Regions from separate parts of the Homo sapiens genome. Here region 1 is linked to region 2. A link is an interaction called in ENCODE POLR2A ChIA-PET data of the cell type or tissue named here. Cell type or tissue: OCI-LY7. All regions are shown on one strand. Links, peaks and the distances in the headings refer to the core of each region. The heading gives the core; the rest is flanking DNA.

Region 1 (10,669 bases), core at 884-8,883, 80 kb after region 2:
TGACCATCTTGAGACAAATAAACCCACAGTCCCTTGGTGGTTTGTGGGGCAGGCACAGAATGCTTCATTTCAGCCAAATTCACCATGTGTGTTCAGGGCATCGGTAGTCAGGATGCTAAGGTGAAAAGCGGGAACTAAGATTCACGCATTCAGCCAATGCTTTATACTCTGTATCAGGTGCTGGGGACACAGCCATACATAAAATGGACAAAGGAGAGAGCAAATAAACAACTCTATGCCAAGTAGCATTAGTATTATGAGGAAAAATAAAGCAGGAGAGTGCTATTTTAACCAAGTTTATGATATAAGCTGATATTTTATTCCCTACTTTGGATGATTTAGAGGCATTTACTGTTTAAAACCTCATACAACTCTCTTTGGTGGGCATTCCTAGACCCATTTAAAGATGAGGATATGGGCCAGGCATAGCAGCTCATATACTTGTAATCCCAGCACTATGGGAGGCCGAGGCAGGAGGATCACTTGAGCCCAGGAGTTTGAGACCAGCCTGGGCCATATAGTGAAACCCCATCTCTATAAAAATTTGAGTTAGCCAAGTGTGGTGGTGCATGCCTGTAATCCCAGCTACTCAGGAGGCTGAGGTGGGAGGACTGCTTGAGCCCACAAGTCGGAGGCTGCAGCGAGCTATGACTGCACCACTGCACTCCAGTCTGGGCAACACAGCGAGACTGTCTCTTAAAAAAATTAAAAATACAAAATGTAAAGAAATAAAGGTGAGGACATGAAGACTCTAAAAAGAGACTTACAGCTCCATCTCCTACTAATCATGGGGACATGGAGACTTGGGGATATTGCCTACCTTATCTGTGCCTTAGTCTTGTCATCTCTAAAATGGAGACATGAGAACCTACATCAGTGCTTGCTACTACATGCACAGCTCATGGAATAGGATTTGGTATGTAATAAGTGCCAGTATACCTGTCTGCAGGTAGGAGTGTAAATGACACTCCCACTTTCAAGAACTTCATTATCTCATGGAGAAGCCACAGGATACATCCATGAAACTAGCAATGAGAATATTGTGAGCAAACCATGTCGATTGATACCACCATTCCCGCTGCCTAACAGGCCCATCTTCCTGATCAACTTCAACTCATCCTTAAAAACTCAAGTCAAACGTCTCCTCTTTGAAACCTTCCATGACATACCCCAGCAGGTAACTAACCCCACCATTGTGCCATCATTATACTTGATACCTACAGAATTCTATTTCTTACTCATTGCTCATTCTTTCATTCAACTACTGTGCATCAACAGCCTGCCATCTACCACCCCCTCATGAACCTCCAGGGCAAGGTATGTTTAGTATGTCTGTGTCTTCCACCGACGACAAACTTCTTGGGGGCCAAATAACTGAGTGTAGCTCAACGGAATTAATTAACTAATGAATAAACAAAGAACAACATAAGATTAGACAAAGTGAGCGGTCCAGAGGGGAAGAGGATTACAGGAATTTAAAGAACATTAGAAACGTACCTACCAAAACTCACTATTGACAGCGCCACTAGGGGCTTTCTCAAAGAATGAATGACACCTTGAAGGATGGGGAAGATTTGGAAGAGTGTGAAAGAGGAGGAAGTCGACATATATTCATGACTGAAGAATGCAAAGTCTCAAAACAATCTGAACAGTATAAATTATCCCATTTGTGTTAAAAATAGATGTGCGTTAGGCATGTGTGTGTGTATATATATGCCTGCCTATATGCAAATGCATAAAAAATACCTGGAAGGGTATATACCAAACGCTTCACAGCAGGATCGCTAGGAGGGAACACTTGTCTTTTGTACTCTAGATAGTTGTGCATTATTTATATTCTTTCAGAAATGTATTTTTATATTATTTATATAACTTAGAAAAAATGTTAAACCATGTCTTCTAAAAGACAAATGGTGAAAATGCAGAGCGATGGAAGTAGAAGGAACAGGAGGAGCAAATGCTGAGGGACAGGACTCGGTGGAGAAAGAGCAGACGAAAAGACATAGGGCGAAGGCGAGAGTCAGGTCCTGCTTCGCCATCTGCCATATTATTTTTAAAACAAAGCTAAAAAATATCTGCGTTGCATTGCAGCACTGGGGGCAAGAGTTGGCTGCAAGCTTTGCTCTAACAGGACAGTGTGGCGATTCCCACAGGAGGCCCACACACTCAGGCTGGCATAGGCAATGACACCCTGGACAGGAGAAACGAAAGGAAGCCACTCTCCCCGAACAGAAATAAAAATCTGGCTGGGTGCAGTGGCTCACGCCTATAATCCCAGCACTTTGGGAGGCTGAGGCAGGATTGCTTGAGCCCAGAAGTTCGAGACCAGTATGGGCAACATAGAAAGACCCTGTCTCTACAAAAAAATTTTAAAAATAACAAAATTAGCCAGGCATGGTGGTATGCACCTATAGTGCCAGCTTCTCCGGAGCCTGAAGTGCAAGGATCGCTGAGCCCAGGAGTTTGAGGCTGCAGTGAGCTATAAGTACACCACTGCCCTCCAGCCTGAGGGACAGAGAAAGACCCTGTCTCTATTTAGGAAAGAGGAAAGGAAGGAAAGAGGGAAGGAAGGGAGGGAGGGAGGAGGGAAGAGAGAAAGAAAGGAAGGAAGGAAGGAAGGTTGGTCCAAAGGAGCTTGAAGTTCTTCCAACTTTATCAAAAGCCTTGGCTGATCCCCAACGCCTGGCTGGCAACATCAGTTGCATCCCCAACCACCGCTTTGAGATGGACAAGGCCCTCCATTTTCGAATATCTGGGAGAACACCATCTGAACTCTGATCAACAAAATCACCTTCCTCAGAAACCAGGACGGCAGCTCTGCAGACCTCATGGGCAAGAAAGCTGTGGCCCAAGAACACTGGGGTGTAGGTAATACCAAGGTGGTGCCCACCCCTCAAGAAGAGGTTATTTCCAGAAGAACAGGTCAAAGGGAGCCAATGGCTTGGCTTTTTGCAACTAAATCAGGGATCCCTTTACCAAAACATATCTATTCCCATCTAATCACATAACGTGCTGGTCGCCCAGAAAAGAGACAGCAATGAATCTAGGCACAAACTGCTCTGGTTCCCACAGACCAGCTGGCCAGGGAACCAAACTCCATGAAACACACAGCGAAACAGCATTGACTTTTACTAGGAGATTATATAAACTCATTTCAGGGAGATGGGGAAGCCTCCCAGAACACGCCGGAAGATGCCCTTGGTGCTGCTCAGTGCCTCGCCCAAAGTGCCTACGTGACTGATGGCCCAAGAGACAAGGAAGCAGAGATGTACCTTCATTTATTTGTTTTGAGACGGAGTTTCGCTCTGTCACCCAGGCTGAAGTATAATGGCACAATCTCCACTTGCTGCAACCTCCACCTCCCAGGTTCAAGCAATTATCCTGCCTCACCCTCCCAAGTAGCTGGGATTACAGGCACTTGCCATCAAACCCAGCTAATTTTTGTATTTTTAGTAGAGATGGGTTTTCACCACGTTGGCCAGGCTGGTCTCGAACTCCTGACCTCAGGTGATCCGCTCGCCTTGGCCTCCCAAATGCTGGGATTACAGGTGTGAGCCACCGCACCCAGCCACCTTTATTTTTGTTGTTGATTGTTTTTTGTTTTTGTTTTTGTTTTGTTTTGTTTCTGAGATGGAGTCTTGCTCTGTCTCTCAGGCTAGAGTGCAATGGCACCATCTTGGCTCACTGCAGTCTCCACCTCCCGGATTTAAGCGATTCTTCTGCTTCAGCCTCCCGAGTAGCTGGGATTAAGGGCACATGCTACCACGCCCAGTTACTTTTTCGTATTTTTAGTAGAGACAGGGTTTCACCACGTTGGCCAGGCTGGTCTCAAACTCCTGCCTGACCTCAGGTGATCAGCCCACCTCAGCCTCCCAAAGTGCTGGGATTACAGGCATCAGCCACTGTGCCTGGCCTCAAAGAAAGATTTTTTCAAATAAGAAGAAATCGTTCAAAAAATACATAGAACATCAGATGCAACTTGTGCGGAAGGTGTGACTAACAAGAAGTGAACCCTCAATGCAGGGAAATAAATATATTAAATTAAGGAATAAGTATAATGTATTTAGTTAGAAGACTTGTACAACTATTAACATAATCATGTGGTTATTATGTATCCCTGGAAATACTGTGTGTGTTAATTTAGCAGAAATTGAACAAATTAACTTAGTATCTAGAGGGATGCGTCATAGCCAGTGAGATTTACAAGGTGGCACTGAGACAGAATGGAAAGCACTGGGAGGGTCCACATTTTTAGGATGACAGAAATGAAATGGTCAAGGACAGTGTCATCACCTGACCATGTACAGGAGAGGACCTGGCCCAGACCAGCTTCTAGAGGAGTCCCACGCGGTTGCCCCAGGCACAGGAACCCCTTTCCCATGCTCATGACATCATATTAAGATATGAACATGCGGCCGGGCACGGTGGCTCACGCCTGTAATCCCAGCACTTTGGGAGGCCAAGGTGGGTCGATCACTTGAGGCCAGGAGTTCAAGACCAGCCTGGCCAACATGGTGAAACCCCATCTTTACTAAAAATACAAAAATTAGCTGGGCACGGTGGCACACACCTGTAATCCCAGCTACTCGGGAGGCTAAGGCAGGAGAATTGCTTGAACCTAGGAGGCGGAGGTTGTAGTGAGCCGAGATCGAGCCACTGCACTCCAGTCTGAGTGACAGAGCAAAACTCCGTCTCAAAAAAAAAAAAAGATATGAACATGCTAATAACATGCATACCAGGCAGGAGCAAAGAACCAGGGTCTTGAGATTACTCCCTGTGGGAGAGGTGAGTGGAGTCTGGGGGCAGTTTCTATAAGAGACCAAGAATGAGATCAGAGGAAGCTTACTTATTCAATCAGAGCAGGCCTTCCTGCACCAATAATGAATGTGGGTCATGAGCTCAGGATTTTGATGAATCCATATCTGTGCACCCGGTTCAGATGAAATTCAAAGAACAGAGAGGCCATTTCAAGAAGGAATGGGTGGTAACTAAAATGAGAACAAGGGGCACGTGAGCCCCAGGAGAATCCTGGTGGCCGCTGCCTGTCACTTCTCCTGCAGGTGACGTTGTGAGCGGCAAACTCAAACCATGCATTCACAAACATATGCTGGAGAAGAGAAGACAGGACAGGTAGAACGGAGGGGTAAAAAGCTGCCTTCCAATCCCAGCTTCTATTCCTTCAGGATCAGTGGCAGGAAAGATCTCAGCATTATCCAAGCAGGACCTCTGTCTCCATGCCAAATAACCATGAAGTGAAGCCAGAGAGACACAAGTCACACAAAATATATTCTGGGCTTTGACCTTCTCAAAGGCAGGGACTGTATTTTCCACGTCTGCTACATCTCCGTAGTCTTCCTCACATTGGGTAAAGTGGCCACACAAAACACAGTGACCGACAGGCGATGTAAGCCAGTGTGGAAAATGCCTCTCTTGACTCACAGCTGAAGTCATTATAGAGTACCAAGTTTCTAAATCTTGATTATTTTGCACCTTGCCAATGCTTTCTATTTGCATCAACATAGGACCAGCTTTAAAGATAAGCTTGCATACACTGCATTTGCCAGCTGACACGAAACTTTGATCTTCAGGGAAGTGTAAAGTTCCACAGCTGGATGCCTTGGACAACCAAACTCCTCCACTCAAACCCTAGAGTCCAGCCCCTCATGGGTCCCCAGGGGAAACTGACCACCCATGGTGATGAGCAAGCCATGTAAAAGATGAGTTTCACACAAGTGCATCAGAAAAGAAAGCTCTGTGATATTAATACTTCCAACTCCCCCCAGGTGCAAGAAGCACCTGCATGAACAGCAAGGAGCATGTGATCACTTGGGGTATTTGGCCATGGTCAGGAAAACACAGCTAGGCCCAAAGAGATGCTTTTCTTCTCTCGATCTAGAGGTTTAAAGTGGGTTCCACAAGCATCTTTCCAAATAATTTTGTGTCAAAGGCTAATATTTCTGAGTTAAGCCTCTATGTGAGATATATTTTTAGTAGCCCCTCTTAAATGGCACTTTTAAAAATAATCTCCTTCAAGACGGCAGATGATTAAAACAGGGATGTCCAAGCGCTGAGTTAAAAAGCCTCTTATAATTTGGAACACGAAGTTTAACATTGCCGTGGGACAGGAGACAGTTTGGTACTTGATCATTAGCTATGCGGCAAGTGCCACCCGGCAGAAAAATAGATTTCTTATTAAGCTTTCATACTTAAATCGCATCAGCCCTCAAATGAGATCACTCCCTCCGAAGGTTTTAAAGAAACCAAGAAAGTCCCAGGGAGCATTTTATTGTATAGTGAATCTTATTACAAAACTTGGGATGGGGTTTTTCCATCTATCTCATCCCTGGATATGAAATTACTCATCTTTCTCTCCCATCAGCTCAGTCATCTCAGAGGAAGCAAGGTGCCCCAGGTAACACAGACGGCTCACAGCGAGGACCCACATGAGGTGTTATTGAGCAAGACAGGAAGGCAGCTTTCTGGATAATCGAACGTGCTAGTGAACAGAGTGTTGCCAGAGATACTCCAGGTGTACACTCAGATGTATACGTCATATGCTCCCTGAGTGATTACGTGTTCCAGGCTCTGAGGGTAGGAAAATGAAGACAACAGTCTCTGTCTCAGGGAAGCTCCAGGTCCACAGGGGAAAATGGAAGTCAACGCCAAGTGGTACTGCAGAGTGGCAAACAACACAGCACAAAGTGCTCCAGAAACACTCATCAGGGGTCAGCCATATGCTGGAAGGCAGGCAATGGCCCACTCCACAGGGACCCTCACAAAACACACAAGGCTTGGATGATGAAGGGGAGATGGAAAGGCTTTGTAGTTTTTCAGGGCAATTGTAATGAATGGCAATTATCATGGTAACATACAGCAATGTAAATCTTTATTAAACTGGAGACAATGGGAGAGTGGAAGGGAAGGGAGAGGGAGAGGATTGCAACCACAGAGAGAGAGAGTCAGGCAGGGGGAAGAGACAGACAGAGGAAAAGAAAGAGAGAGAGAGAGACAGAGGCAGAGACAAAGAAAGGAGCAGAGAGAGAAACAAAAGGAGAGAGAGGGAGAGAAAGACACAAAAGAAAAACAAAAAGAGAAGCACACAGAGACCAAAGAAGAAACAAAGACACGAAAACAGGAGGAGAAATGGAGAGAGTGGGAGAAAATGCAGAATATAAGAGACAGCCCAGGTGGCAGAGGCCCAAAGTTCCTGGGAAAGGCAGTGCTGTTCTAGACCAAACTCTGACCAGGCTGGTGAGTGGGTGGGAGGCCAGTTGGACCTGGGACTAAACACAGGCAGGCCCACTGCACCCCACAGCCACGCTATGTCACTTCCTCTCCTCCGGGCCCTGCAGACTCCATGCCAGGGCAGGCTCATGAGATAAGGCAGGCTCTGATGAGCTCCCTGCTAGCTAGTACATCAATAAAAAAACATGACATTTAATGGCCCTACCTTTCCCAGATGCACTCGTCGGAAAATAGCTCCATGACCATCTTCTTAGAGAAGATGTTCCTCAGGGAAATAATTCTGGAACATAATGACTGCAATAGTGTTCCTTGGGGAAATAATTTTGGGAAATGCTGCTGTACCTAGCCCATCCCTTTGGAGAAGCACGGAGCACCCCCGTGTGTGACCCTTGAGGGAAATCCCACAGTAAGGAAGACTATCAAACTATCTCTAATCCAACAGTTTTCAGGCTTACTGCATCACAGAACCCCAGGTCCTTTTTTAAAAATATATGAAGCAACTATGCAAACCCCCCACTCAATCATTGTTCTGATTTTTTTTTTTTTTTTTTTTTTTTTTTTGAGACAAGAGTCTCACTCTGACGCCCAGGCTGGAGTGCAGTGGCACGATCTCTGCTCACTGCAACCTCCACCTCCCGGGTTCATGCCATTGTCCTGCCTCAGCCTCCCGAGTAGCTGGGACTACAAGCGCCCGCCACCACGCATGGCTAATTTTTTGTATTTTTAGTAGAGACGGGGTTTCACCATGTTAGCCAGGATGGTCTCGATCTCCTGACCTCATGATCCGCCTGCCTCGGCCTCCCAAAGTGCTGGGATTACAGGCGTGAGCCACCGCGCCCGGCCCACTGTTCTGCTTTTGGGCAACTCTGCCTTCTCTAGATTACAAGTTTCCAAAGAGCCTTTTTTTTTTTTGGAGATGGAGTCTTGCTCTGTCACCCAGGCTGGAGTGTAGTTGCGTGATCTCGGCTCAATTGCAACCTCCGCCACCCGGGTTCAAGCGATTCTCCTGCCTCAGCCTCCCAAGCAGCCGTGATTACAGGCACGCACCACCATGCATGGCTAATTTTTGTATTTTGAGTAGAGATGGGGTTTCACCATGTTGGCCAGGCCGGTCTCGAACTCCTGACCTCAAGTGATCCTCCTGCCTCGGCCTCCCAAAGTGCTGAGATTACAGGCATGAGCCACCACGCCCGGCCTCCGAAGAGCCTGACATAAACACCATGTGATGAGTATGCTAAACACACACACACACACACACACACACACACACACACACAAATCCTGATGTATGAAGTGAGAAGGAGAGATAAGAAAGGGAGAGATTCACTTCGCAGATGAAGAATGGGCATGTTTAAGAGCTTCACCACAGAAGTATCTGAATGTTTAAAACCATCCAGAGTGCTGTGCCTGGAGCACAACAGACACCATATTTTGCTTGAAATTGGAAAACATAAAATAAAGAGTGAGCAGTGTGGTGGTATGGAACAAAAGAGTCCTGGGTTTACATTCAGGTGCTACCATGAAGCTGTGTGCCTTTGGGTGAGTCACAAAACCTCTCTGTACCTCAATTTGCTCAGCTGAAAAATGGGCCTAATAAGAAAATTATAAGGACTGCCTAGAGGGTGCAAGGAAAAAAATGCACACCAAACACACAGCAAAGCTCTGCCAAAGGGTGGTTCCCTCATCAAACAGACAAGGGAAGGGACAAGTGAGAGAGCGGAGGTGGTGGGGAAGGAGCCGACAGCATGGATGCTTGGAGTCAGGGCAGTGGTTCCACAGGCAGCAAGTCTTACCAAGCCAGGCCATCTTTTCTGCTTAAGTGGAGGTGATCAGAAACGGGACAGAGAAACAGAGCCTTGCCAGTGGGACCAAAATAAAGAGGAATCCAATGTCCATTATATGAAGTGAGCTCGTGTTTGCATCCACCATGGGAACAAACTGCATTTAATGAGTGGCTTCACCTTTAGCTTTCACCGCGCTGTGTCTTTAATTGACCTCTATAACTTGCAGTCTTACAAGGTTCTATTTCCCTGTCTCCATTTCTTACTCAAACCGGGAGCTCTTCTCCCAGAGTGTAATCAAATCCCGCTAAAAGGTAAAAATCTCCAGCATTCATTCACATCTTATACCAAAGGGGAAAAACATAATAAGAGTCCTAAAAATACTCACAGTAAAAAAAAAAAAAAAGAAGAAGAGAGAAAAATTCAATCCTTAATCCCAAACTCCTGTTCCTTAAAAGTGTCTTAGCTTAAAAGGATACACAGGCCAAGTTTGGTGGCTCACACCTATAATCCCAGCAATTTGGGAGGCCAAAGCAGGAGGATCGCTTGATGCCAGGTGTTCAAAACCAGTCTGGGCAATATAGTGAGAGCCTGCCTCTACAAAAATAACATAACATAACATAACATAACATAACATAACATAACATAACATAACATAACAAACAAGCCAGGCTTGGTGGCGCACACCTGTAGTCCTAGCTACTCCAGAGACTGAGGCAGGAGGATTGCTTAAGTCTAGGAGTTTGAGGTTACACCGAGCTATGATGGTGCCACTGCACTCCAGCCTGGGCAACACAGCAAGACCCTGTCTCTAAAAAAAAGTAAAGTATATATAGTGATACAAGTTAAGCATTCCTAATCCTAAAATCTGAAATCCAAAATGTTCCAATCTCATTTGAGCATCCTGTTGGCACCCAAAAAATTTTGGATTTTGGAGTACCTCAGATTTCAGATTTTTGGATTAGGGATGCTCAACCCACAAGTATAATGCAAATATTCCAAAATGTAAAGAAATCTGAAACACTTGTGGTCCCAAGTATTTCAGAAAAGAGCTACTCAACCTGCATTATAAAAAGATACCACTGAAAGGAAACTAACCCTGCTCATCTCTTTTTTCCGAATTATCATTTGGTCTATGCACTCAGCCTCTGCCCTATGAAAATGAAGTCATCATGTAGCAAACATTTACTGAGCACCTACTACATGCTGGGAATGGTGCTAGGCACAGGGGATCGGAGTCGGAAATGGGACATGAGGGCCAGCACAGAGAGCACTGTTTCACTGGCAGAATCTCACAGAACCTCGCACTATGGTCAGCACTATGTTTATTCCCAGCAGATAGAAGAGGAGATTTGGGTTTCCACCTAAAGTAGACAGTCCTGACCCTGAGTCACTCGAACACCCTGGTGTCTGGGAGGAAGCCTAATCCAGTGTGGTCAGGGATCCAGGCCCCATGGAAAGGAAGAGGGAAGTGGCTGAGATTCCCATAAATAGATGCCTCTTACAGTGAAAAGCCAGAGAAAAAAACAAAAGACGACTCCAGGAGGAAAACTGAGCTGGAAACGGCCTTCTTTCTTCTGCCCTGGCTGTCTGACTCTGAGATGACGACCAAAGCAGGCCTGAGGCAATAATGGGGTATCCCC
Region 2 (10,669 bases), core at 1,040-9,039:
AAGGAAAAAAACAACAACAAAAAAAACCCATGGCTATTTTCAGCAAGCAACTAGCAGTGTCTGCCACACTCCTATACATCCAATTACCACATCTTGATGGAAGGCCAGGGGACAAAAAAAATTCCAAAGATACCTTCCCTGCCATCTAAATGCCTACAGTCTTATTGAGGACTCAAACAAATACAGCTGAAAAGATAAATGACAATATCAAGCAGAATTAAATGAACCACAAGTCCCACTGCAGTCTTTGAAGGGTAACTTTTATGCAAAAAGCAAGAAAAGGAACAATTACTGAGGGCCAGCGAGGTGGCTCATGCCTCTAATCCCAGCAATTTGGGAGGCTGAGGCACAAGGACTGCTTGAGACCAGGAGTTCAAGACCAGCCTGGGCAACACAGTGAGACCCCATTTCTTAAAAAAAAAAAAAATTACTGAGCCCTTACTCCAGCTGGACTCCATGACAGCCACTTTGTTTGTTTTTACTTCTCTTCGTTTTCACAACAACCCTGCAAAGTAGGCATTAGGCATCTGCATTTTGTTTAAGAGGAAATAAATTGGGGTTATATGATGTGCCCAGGGTCACACCGCCAGTAAGGATTTCCAGCAAGGATGGCAAACCTGCCAAGTCTAGAGCTACCTGCCTACTCTAGTGTACAGTGGTGGTTGCCTGGGGAAGATGGTGGTCATGTGGGGGATGATTCTGAGAATGCATCTGAGTTCGATGAGAAAGTCTGTGATTGATTGGCCACGTCTGCCATGGACAGGTGAATAGGGCCAGGTGGCATGAGAGCCATATATGTAACATTCCTGTTTCAGAGGCTTACAGCAGTTGGTTCGTCTGTGGAAATGCCACACTGGCACTCTGCTGTCTATACGCCTGGGAGAATGAAGGGTGGGAGGGGAGGCACATGCTGCCACCAAGTGAGACAGCCCCAGGTCTTACTGCTGGGGATCCTTTTTGCATCTAGGGCCCCGTGCCTTGAGAAAGTGGGTGCCTAGCAACTAGCCAAGACGAAGTCCACCTCCAAGCTCTAAATTATTCCTCTTACTAACAAACGGCCTCAGAAATAACAAAAGAAATGACAGCTGCAGTCAGAACAAGGAGCAATTTTATTTTAAAACCCAACTTGAACAGGATAGATAGACCTGTGATCTCATGTCGGAGCAGAGGTGACAGTTCCTGTCCCACAGCACCATGCCTGCCGACACCTTCACCACCCGGCTCCTCTCCTCACACCCATGGGCCCATGTGACCTCACATTTGGAGGGGTCTGGCAGTCACAGATGCAAGCTACCTCTTCCCGACACCAGTCCCCAGGGCTGGTGACCCTCCCTCACATCCACTGAAGAAGGAGAGAAAATGATTGGAGCAACTTCCAGACTCAGCTCAGATGCCCTCCCCATCCACAAAGCCATCCTTCACCCCCTCACCCCATCCTGCCTCCAGGCTGTATGAGGCAACTCTCCTCTGAACTCCTCTGGTCTCTACGGAGCGGTGTACTCAGCGGTGGGCATCTGCCTCTGATCTCTGACTTTCTGCATTTAGCACAGTCCCTGGCACAGAGCACTTACCATTTGACGGCTACCCGCTATTGAGAACACAGTCTTGTATGGGAGCTGTCCTGTGCATTGTGAGACATTCCACTGCATCCCTAGCCTGCACCCATGAGATGCCAGTAGCAGCCACCCCAGTTGTGACAATAAAAAATGCTTTCAGGCATTGCCAAATGTCCCCGTAGGGACAAAACAAAACCACCCCTGGCCAAGAATCACTGAAGGGCATTATCTCAGAGTTGCCCAGGGCCACTCAGCTAGAACTTGCACTGAGCTCCCTACAGCTGTTCTACCTCATTTAAGCCTCATGATAATCCCTCAGGGTGGGTCCAGCACCCTATCCCACAGATGACAGGTCTGAGCTTCAGTGGGGCTCAATAACTGTCCAAAGCTAAACAGCTGAGCATGGGCCCTTTCTAGAGCTGAATCCAGAAGAACCATATGGCTCAAGCTGCTTATCCAGGCCAAAGACATCACTCCCTTATTTTAAGAAAGAGAGAACTGGAGGTATCCGGTAAGGCCAGTTTGGTTAGAAACCATCTGTTTGTTTATTTATTTTTAGATGAAGTCTTGCTCTGTCACCCAGGCTAGAATGCAGTGGCGCGATCTGGGCTCACTGCAACTTCTGCCTTCCAGGTTCAAGCGATTCTGCTGCCTCAGCCTCCCTAGTAGCTGGGACTACAGGTGTGCATCACCATGCCCGGCTAATTTTTTGTATTTTTAGTAGAGATGGGGATTTCACCCCATTAGCCAGGATGGTCTTGATCTCCTGACCTCATGGTCCACCCGCCTCAGCCTCCCAAAGTGCTGGGATTACAGGCGTGAGCCACCGCACCCGGCCCCATCCGTTTCTTGAATGCAACCAGTGCATGGCAGCCTTTCCTATTTCTGTTAATGCTAAAAGGCTGCTGCATGGAATCTCTTTGGTTGGTAAATAGAACAGAGCAGGTCACAGGTCATCCCACACATTGGGCAGCCACCGGATCATTAAATGGTTGGGGACAAGAGGAGGCTCCTACTCGGCAATCAGCCTCTAATACTCCCAGCTCCATGGATTGCTTTCTCTCCCCTACCAAGAATACTGCCATCCAAGGAGACGAAACATAAACTTGGTGGAGCTGGTGGGGAAGAAGCTAATTTTCTATTACAGAGCATCTCCATTTCGCACAGAGCCCTGAAATTGTGTTTATGAACCTAATGTGTACTTTAGAGGAATGTGGTTGGCAGTAATGAGCTCATAACTCTCAGGAGTTTGGAGGCCAGCGAGTAGCAGATTGTTGAATCAATAAAAATAGCAGTAAGTACCTCTGCGGCTCTTCTGTTCAAGGACAAAAGTGGCTACTTTGGGGGCAGGAGACGTACTTTCTCCCTTGCTTGTAGAAGGTGCATATTCTGTGCAGAGCCATGGTCAGAAGCCTTGTTATTCCCTAGTACTGGGTCCCTGACTCAACTGCTTGGTGGAGCTCATCTCGGTTTGCTTACTGGGCAAGCAGGGGGATGCTGTATCAAGTCCAGGCACTTCTACCTCCTCATGTGTTCTGGGTTTTCTCCACTCCTGCCCTTGGTCCTTCATCAGCTGTACTTGCCAGGACCTCCAAATGGTCCCTGATCGACCCTAGGTTCCCCAGTGCCACCACAATGATTGGCCTAAAGCTCCAATCATACCATGTCACTCCTCCACTTAAATTCTCTGGGTCAATGCCCAAGCTCTTCAGCAAGCAGACAAAGCCCATCTGACTAGCTCATCCTTTGGGCCACCTGGTTCATATTGCACCCTCTTTGGTAACCGTGGCCTGACCACTCTCCGGGAAGCCTCCGTCTTCCCTTCTCTCACACCGTGTGTGCTGGACAGAGCCTATGATTCGGGCCTCAGCCAATCAGAGCACCTCATTCCCTTGGCCACAGCAAGCGGTTCAGGAATGGGCACATCATTGCCTATGATTGGGTGCAGCTTTTCCAATTAATGGGATAGAGAGCTGTACCCTTTTCTCACTGACTTGAAGTCAAGTTGATCCCATTTGCAGCTTCCACAGTTGACTCCTGCCCATGAGAAGAAAGGCTGTTTGAGAATGTGCCCAAACAAAAGCTAGAACAGCCCCACCACTCAAGAGCCCTCTCTTCCCTGCACCCTGCCCCTCTCAACACACAACTGAGTGTCTCCATATATCATGGGAATTGTATTAGTCTGTTCTCACTGCTAATAAGGACATACTGAGACTGGGTAATTTATAAAGAAAAACAGGTTTAATGGACTCACAGTTCTACATGGCTGGGGAGGCCTCAGAATCATGGCAGAAGACAAAGGAAGAGCAAAGCCACCTCTTACATGGTGGCAGGCAAGAGAGAACAAGAATAAGCAAAAGGGGTTTTCCCTTATAAAACCATCAGCTCTCCTGAGAATTACTCACCATCATAACAACAGTATGGGGGAACCGCCCCCCATGATTCAGTTGTCTCCCACCGGGTCCCTCCCACAACACGTGGGGAATTATGGAAGCTACAACTCAAGATGAGATATGGGTGGGGACACAGCCAAATCATATCAGAAATCATGTAAAAACATTGTCAAATGTACAGCTGTTGTCTGCCCCTGTCACCACCATCTGTGACCAAAGACAGGGATTTCAGCAATGGGATTTAGGAAAGTTCACTGGAGTTGCAAGGAAGAGAAGGGATAGTGGTCAGCAGGAAACCCACAGGCTCTGAAGTGAGACAGGCCTGGATGCAACCTGCGTAACCTCAGACAAATAGCTTCTGAAGTGATTGTGACTTCTAAATGCAGAAAACAGAGCAGGGAGATGCACAGCTGGAGCACGGGAGGTGCTGCATTTGAGCCCCTGATCAACCCGTGCCTGCAGCCAGGTTACCCCAAGACTACTGACTTACAGAGAGTAACAAATTCCCTTTTTCTGTAAGCCAGTTTGGTTTGGGTTTTCTGTCACTTGTGAGTTAAGATGCCAAATACAAACATCATTACCTGCTTTGCACTGCATAATCCACCTAAACCAGCTCACTCCAAGCTCACACATATGCCATGATCCCTGTCCTTGCCGTGCCTATTCTCAAGCCTGTTCCCTCTGCTTGTCCCCACCGTGCCTTCTTTGCCTGGCTAAGTTCTACTTATCTTGGAGGGCTTGCCTCCAGCATCTTCACCCTGCAACATCCTTCCCTGGTCTCTTCTCCTCTCCTCAATTCTACCCAACTTCTGTGTTCCTCCAATGCCCTAGACCAAGGTCTATCACTATTCCTCCTCCCTATCCCCTGCTGCTGTGCCTGCCTTCCCTAACCACCCCAACTAGACTGAGCACCACCTGAGGGTAAGGAGCTATGTCTCATCTCTCTATCCCCAGTTTTGGGCACCATATCCAGCAGAAATTAGGTTGCGTAGTACATGTACGTTGAAACTAAACTGAGTCTTCTTCCTCAATGCAAACCTGCCCTGCAGCCAGCAACTCTTCCCCTAGCTTGGAGAGATAATCACTGGGAGTCAACCTGGTACCTATGGGTAGAGCCTAGTGAATGCGAAAACCAAAGCAAATCACTACCGTCCAAAAGGCAAAGAAAGATGCTTAGTTAGAAGAAAATGGGTAGAGCTGGATGCAAGGCAGTTTGATGCACCTGATCAGGACAGCTTGTTGTCTTGGAGAAAGACTGACAGACATGACTATGAGCCAGACACTTCAGGGAAAGTCTCAGTTCTGTCTCTGAGCACTGGGCAGCCACTCCCATAATTAGCAGGGTGGAATGCGATAAAGTCAGGCTTTTCCAGCCAACAATGAGGGCAAGAGGATTTTCTGGAAAAAAAAGAAGTCATCTGCTCTTTTCTCATCAACTTCTCAGAACCTTTAGTATGCCACCAGATGTTGGGCTGTACATAAGCAGGAGGTGTCACCATGAAAAATAACTGCAGTCAAACAGGATCACTGACTTGGTGGCCTAAAAAAAAAAAAAGAGTTCCCAATTGCCTTGAACAATTTAATAATCTGCACTTTATGAAAAACATGTTCACCAGCAATTGAAGATATGGCAATGTATCATGGGAATCAGGTAAAAACGCTGTCCAATACTCAGCTGGTGTCTGTCACCATCACCACCATCCTTGACCAAAGACAGGGATCTGAGGAAGGGGATTCAGGGAAGTTCACTGGGGTTGCAAGGAGGACATGGAAAGGTGGTCAGCTGGAAACTCACAGGCTTTGAAGTGAGACAGACCCGGACGCAAGCCTTGGTTTTGTCACTTACAAGCTATGTGTCCTTGGTCACCTTGCTTAACCCCTCTGAACTTCAATGCTCATCCATAAATGGGGAGATAATAACGTCATTTTTGCTGTTGCCCTGGTGGGGCCACTGCGAGACACAGGCCTCATACATCCACAATCAGCACAATCCCGGGAACGCCACCATCATCATCATTCCCAAGCCCCAATCCTAGGCCTTCCCGGTGCTAGATGTGAATGATCTCAGCTACCATCAGCTGATTTGGGGGAGGTTTTTATCCCATTGGATAAAAGCCCTTCCCTAGTGTCTTCCTGACAACCGTGCCAGCAATGGAGACACTCAGATGTGTGTTGAGAGGGGCAGGGTACAGGGAAGAGAGGGCTCTCTGAGTGGTGGGGCTGTTCCCGCTTTTGTGGGACACATGAAGCACTCTCGCCAAGTGACAAACACAATCTCAGGAGAGAGCTTTGAAAAATAACACACGAGCTGGCAATCTTATCTGTTAACCTGCATCTCAATTCCAGCCAGGGAATTTTCAAAAGGCTCCAATTAGTCCCCTCAGCCAACTGGTTTCCACCATTCGGGTCTCACAGCAAGGGAATATTGATTTTGCTGTAAGACCTAGGAGAACAGGCTGCTGGTTTACACTGTCTTCTTCCCATTTATGAAATCTCGGCTCTGTCCGGGTGGTTTCTCTGGACTTTTGTTATTACAGATTAAAAATGAGGTTTAGAAAGGTGAAAATTGATCCAGAAAGTACTGATTGAGAATCTTTGGGGGTATCCAGGATTAGGCTGGACACCAGGATAGTTTTTAGTTTTGATTTTTAGAATTCCGCTAACAACAAAAATCCATCATGTATACTTTTGTCCATCTGCAGAAAAAGGTAAGACAGAAAGGTGCCCAAAGCTCATGCTAAGCCGATGGGACTTCTTCAATTGCCTGGATGCTTTCAGAATCAAAGTTTGTATTTAAGAAATGGTGCTGGTCTGTAGCATTTATTTTACTTTTTTTTTTTTTTTTTTTTTTTTTTTTTTTTGAGACAGAGTCTCCCTCTGTCGCCAGGCTGGAGTGCAGTGGCACCATCTCGGCTCACTGCAACCTCCACCTCCCAACTTCAAGTGATTCTGCTGCCTCAGCCTCCCAAGTAGCTGGGACTACAGATGCGTGCCACCACACCCTGCTAATTTTTTTTATATTATAGTAGAGACGGGGTCTCACCATGTTGGTCAGGCTGGTCTTGAACCCCTGACCTCAAATGATCCGCCCACCTTGACCTCCCAAAGTTCTGGGATTACCATGTGAGTCACCACACCTGGCTCCTATTTTACATATGTCAATCCTGCCCTTAGAAAATAAAGAACATGAGGCAGCTCGTTGGGATCCAGTTAATAAAACAGGTGAATAACGGCCATTTCATATTGAGAGCTTAGTACATACTGGAGCCGATTCTAAGTGTTTCCTATAGGTTAAATCATTTAATCCTCATCCATGTTAAGTGTTGAGTATACCTAACAAGGCACAGAGGAAAGTCAACAGGAGCTCCACTGCCATGAAACTCTGCAAGGAATCCCCTCCACAGGGCCAACTCTTTCCAACTAAAACATCGATACTGGCTCCTATTCTGAGCAATGTTCTTGATAAGCTCCTCTGACTCCTCTCTATTCATTGAGCACACAGTGGGTCCCTCTTGGAGTGCTAGATCAATCCTGAATTACCCACTCAATTAGAGGCAGTTACTACATTAAATATCCCACCAGATGATAAAGAACAATTAATGACTCTGCTGAGCTTTTAAGATTCTAGGCAGAGACTCTGAAAGGAGTTTCCTTGTCTCAAAAACAAATGGGGCCAGGCACAGTGGCTCACGCCTGTAATCCCAGCACTTTGGGAGGCCAAGGCGGGTGGATCACTTGAGGTCAGGAGTTCGAGACCAGCCTGGCCAACATGGTGAAACCCCGTCTCTACTAAAAATACAAAAATTAGCCGGGCATGGTGGTGCACGACTCTAGTCCCAGCTACTCAGGAGGCAGAAGCTGAACAACTGCTTGAGCCCAAGAGGTGGAGGCTGCAGTGAGCCGAGATTGCACCGCTGCACTCCAGGCTGGGCAACACAGCAAGGCTCTGTCTCAAAAAAAAAAAAAAAAAAAAAAAAAAGAATGAGAAGCTACTGTTTCAACTGCACGTCCAGGAGCTGCATGGAAGCAGGTGTGCAGCGCGAAAGCGTGGACTCGGGAGCTCCACCTCTTGGGTTTGAATGCACTCCCTTTTCACACACATTTACTAGCTTAGTGTCCTTGGGGAAGTGGCTTAGCCTCTCAGGTGTTCGATTTCCTCATCTGTAGAATGGGGGCAGCAGCAGGAGTTTCTTCCTAGCGTTGTCCCGAGGCTTGAATTGGTTAATATCTGTAAAGCACTCAATCCAGGGCCTGGCATACAGTAGACGCCATGCTGAGTGTCAGCCATTTTTACTGGTGACACCTACTTGTGAGGTTGGAGAGGAAGCTGATGGGCTGCAGAAAGAGAAGTTCTGAACCCACTGTACACTGAGGCTATTTTTTTGTAAGTGAAAAAGCTTAGCTTAGGTGGACCTGGGAAGAACTCCATCTTGATTTACTATTTCATGTTTATTTCATTCTTTCATTCATTCAGCCAGCCAGTCATCTATCACTTCATAGGTATTGAGCACCTACTATGTGCCTGTGTTGTGAGCAAGGTGGGCACCTAGGATGAGAGAGCCCTACCCTCAGGGAGCCCCAGCCTCCTGGGGAGATGCACACAGGAGAGTTGCTCAGTGTACAGAATGAACAGCGTAGAATGGAGGACGGCTCAGCATACAGGAGCCCTGAAGCGGGGGCATCTCGATAAGGCCTCAGCAAACGTCTTCTGCAGCCAGCCAGATGATAAATGTTTTAGGCTTTGTGGATAATACGGGCTCTGTCCTAAAGACTCACCTTTGTCTTTGTTGTATAAAAGCAGCCACAGACATTAAATTAATGAATGGACATGGCTGCACTACAATAAAACTTTATTCAAAAACAAAAAAAAACTGTCAGCCAGGCACAGTGGCTCACTTCTATAATCCCAGCACTTTGAGAGGCCGAGGTGGGTAGATCACTTCAGGTCAGGAGTTCAAGATCAGCCTGGCCAACATGGTGAAACCCCATCTCTACTAAAAATACCAAAATTAGCTGGGCGTGGTGGCAGATGTCTATAGTCCAGCTACTTGGGAGGCTGACGCAGGAGAACCCCTTGAACTCAGGAGGCAGGGGTTGCAGTGAGCTGAGGTCGTGCCACTGCACTCCAGCCTGGATGACTGAGACTCTGTCAGAGTGAGACTCTGTCTCAAAAAAAAAAAAAAACAAAAAAAAACACTGTCGAGGGGACAATGTGGCCCACAAGCCACAGTTTGCTCACCCCTGATCTAGAGGAAGGGGTTCTGGAGATGTGATGAATATGACCTGTAAATGGGGTGGGGCCTACAAGGAAGAGACAGAGGGAAGGACCTGTAGCCTGGGGAGTGAGGCTTGGAGGCCATGGAGAAAAACGCTCTCCCTTGTTCAAAAAGTCCAGGAAAATGACTCAGGTACCTGTGCCAGAAACAGGCCACAAATGCTTACTCTGGTATGGAACAAGAATTCCCCCTACACCCACCTAATCCAGCTCAGGCAAAGAAGAAAAGTCAACATCTACTATGTACCAGGATCTGGGGCCAGTACTTGAGTATCTGTGTCTATTCCTATGCTGCAGATGAGGCTGCAGGCTCAGGGAACCACCATGGGCTGGAAGCAGCCACCTGCATCTCCCTCAGCATCCAGTGCAATAAGGGATGCAGTGGGAAGAAACAGCAGCACAGCAGCAAATAGCTTTGACTGAGTGCTTACTACATGCTAGGTGCTATACTGAGTGCTTACTACATGCTAGGTGCTATACTGAGTGCTTACTACGTGCTCGGTGCTATATTGAGTGCTTACCACATGCTAGGGGCTATACTGAGTGCTTACTATGTCCTAGGTGCTATATTGAGTGCTTATTACATGCTAGGTGCTATACTGAGTGCTTACTACGTGCTAGGTGCTATACTGAGTGCTTACTACGTGCTAGGTGCTATACTGAGTGCTTAGTATGTGCTAGGTCTTATACTGAGTGCTTACTACGTGCTAGGTGCTATACTGAGTGCTTACTACGTGCTAGGTGCTATACTGAGTGTTTACTACATGCTAGGTGCTATACTGAGTGCTTATTACGTGCTAGATGCTATACTGAGTGCTTATTACATGCTAGGTGCTATGCAAGTTTCGAATGCTCACATTCCCCAGTGAAGAAGGTACTCACTCATCCCATACCCTTTTTGCAAGTGAAGAAACTGAGGCTCAGACAGACTAACTTACTAGACCAAAGTCACACATGACAGCCATCCGGCAGAGTTTGGACTGGCTTTAAAAGTCGTGCTTGGCCGGGTGCGGTGGCTCATGCCTGGAATTCCAGCACTTTGGGAGGCCAAGGCAGGTAGATTATCTGAGGTCGGGAGTTTGAGACCAGCCTGGTCAACATAGTGAAAACCTGTCTCTAATGAAAACACAAAAGTTAGCCAGTCATGGCGGTCCATGTCTGTAGTTCCAGCTAATTGGGAGGCTGAGGCAGGAGAATCGCTTGAAGGGGAGGCAGAGATTGTAGTGAACCAAGATAGCACCACTGCACTCCTGCCTGGGCGACAGAGCAAGACCCTATCTCAAAAAAAAAGCCATGCTCCTCTTAGAAAGATTTAGAGCTGATGTTTTGGGGTGCAGTGAGGATTGTGTGTTTTTCCAGAAGAAAAGGTAAAACATGTGGCTGGCATCCATTGTAGTTTGATTTATCAGAGTATCTGCGCAAAGACTCTCTCTGCTGCCTTGGCC

The links. ChIA-PET counts read pairs that join two places held together with the same protein. Peaks named below come from ENCODE experiments on the same cell type or tissue, not always from the same donor. Only the 100,000 strongest peaks of a DNase experiment are listed, where the experiment ranks them.
Region 1: POLR2A ChIA-PET joins it to region 2 with 9 read pairs; 2 of 35 experiments call an interaction of 5 or more read pairs at or near these places.

The regions. Positions count from the first base shown.
Region 1 is chr16:12,363,180-12,373,848 of GRCh38, reverse strand. The region is part of intron 16 of SNX29 (sorting nexin 29); the gene reads right to left. SNX29-AS2 (SNX29 antisense RNA 2) reads left to right here and starts at 1,248. Exons shown (of 2, transcript NR_188406.1): 1 at 1,248-1,317; 2 at 6,380-6,868. LOC105371087 (a long non-coding RNA gene) reads right to left here and starts at 3,343. Exons shown (of 3, transcript XR_933083.4): 1 at 940-3,343; 2 at 821-847; 3 at 1-180. In OCI-LY7, for the core only: no CTCF peak of the experiment used is centred there; a DNase peak (open chromatin) is centred at 5,728; H3K4me3 peaks cover 356 bases; H3K27ac peaks cover 2,715 bases.
Region 2 is chr16:12,443,307-12,453,975 of GRCh38, reverse strand. The region is part of intron 18 of SNX29 (sorting nexin 29); the gene reads right to left. Among named protein-coding and RNA genes, the nearest start is that of SNX29-AS2, 76 kb to the right of the region's middle. In OCI-LY7, for the core only: no CTCF peak of the experiment used is centred there; no DNase peak of the experiment used is centred there.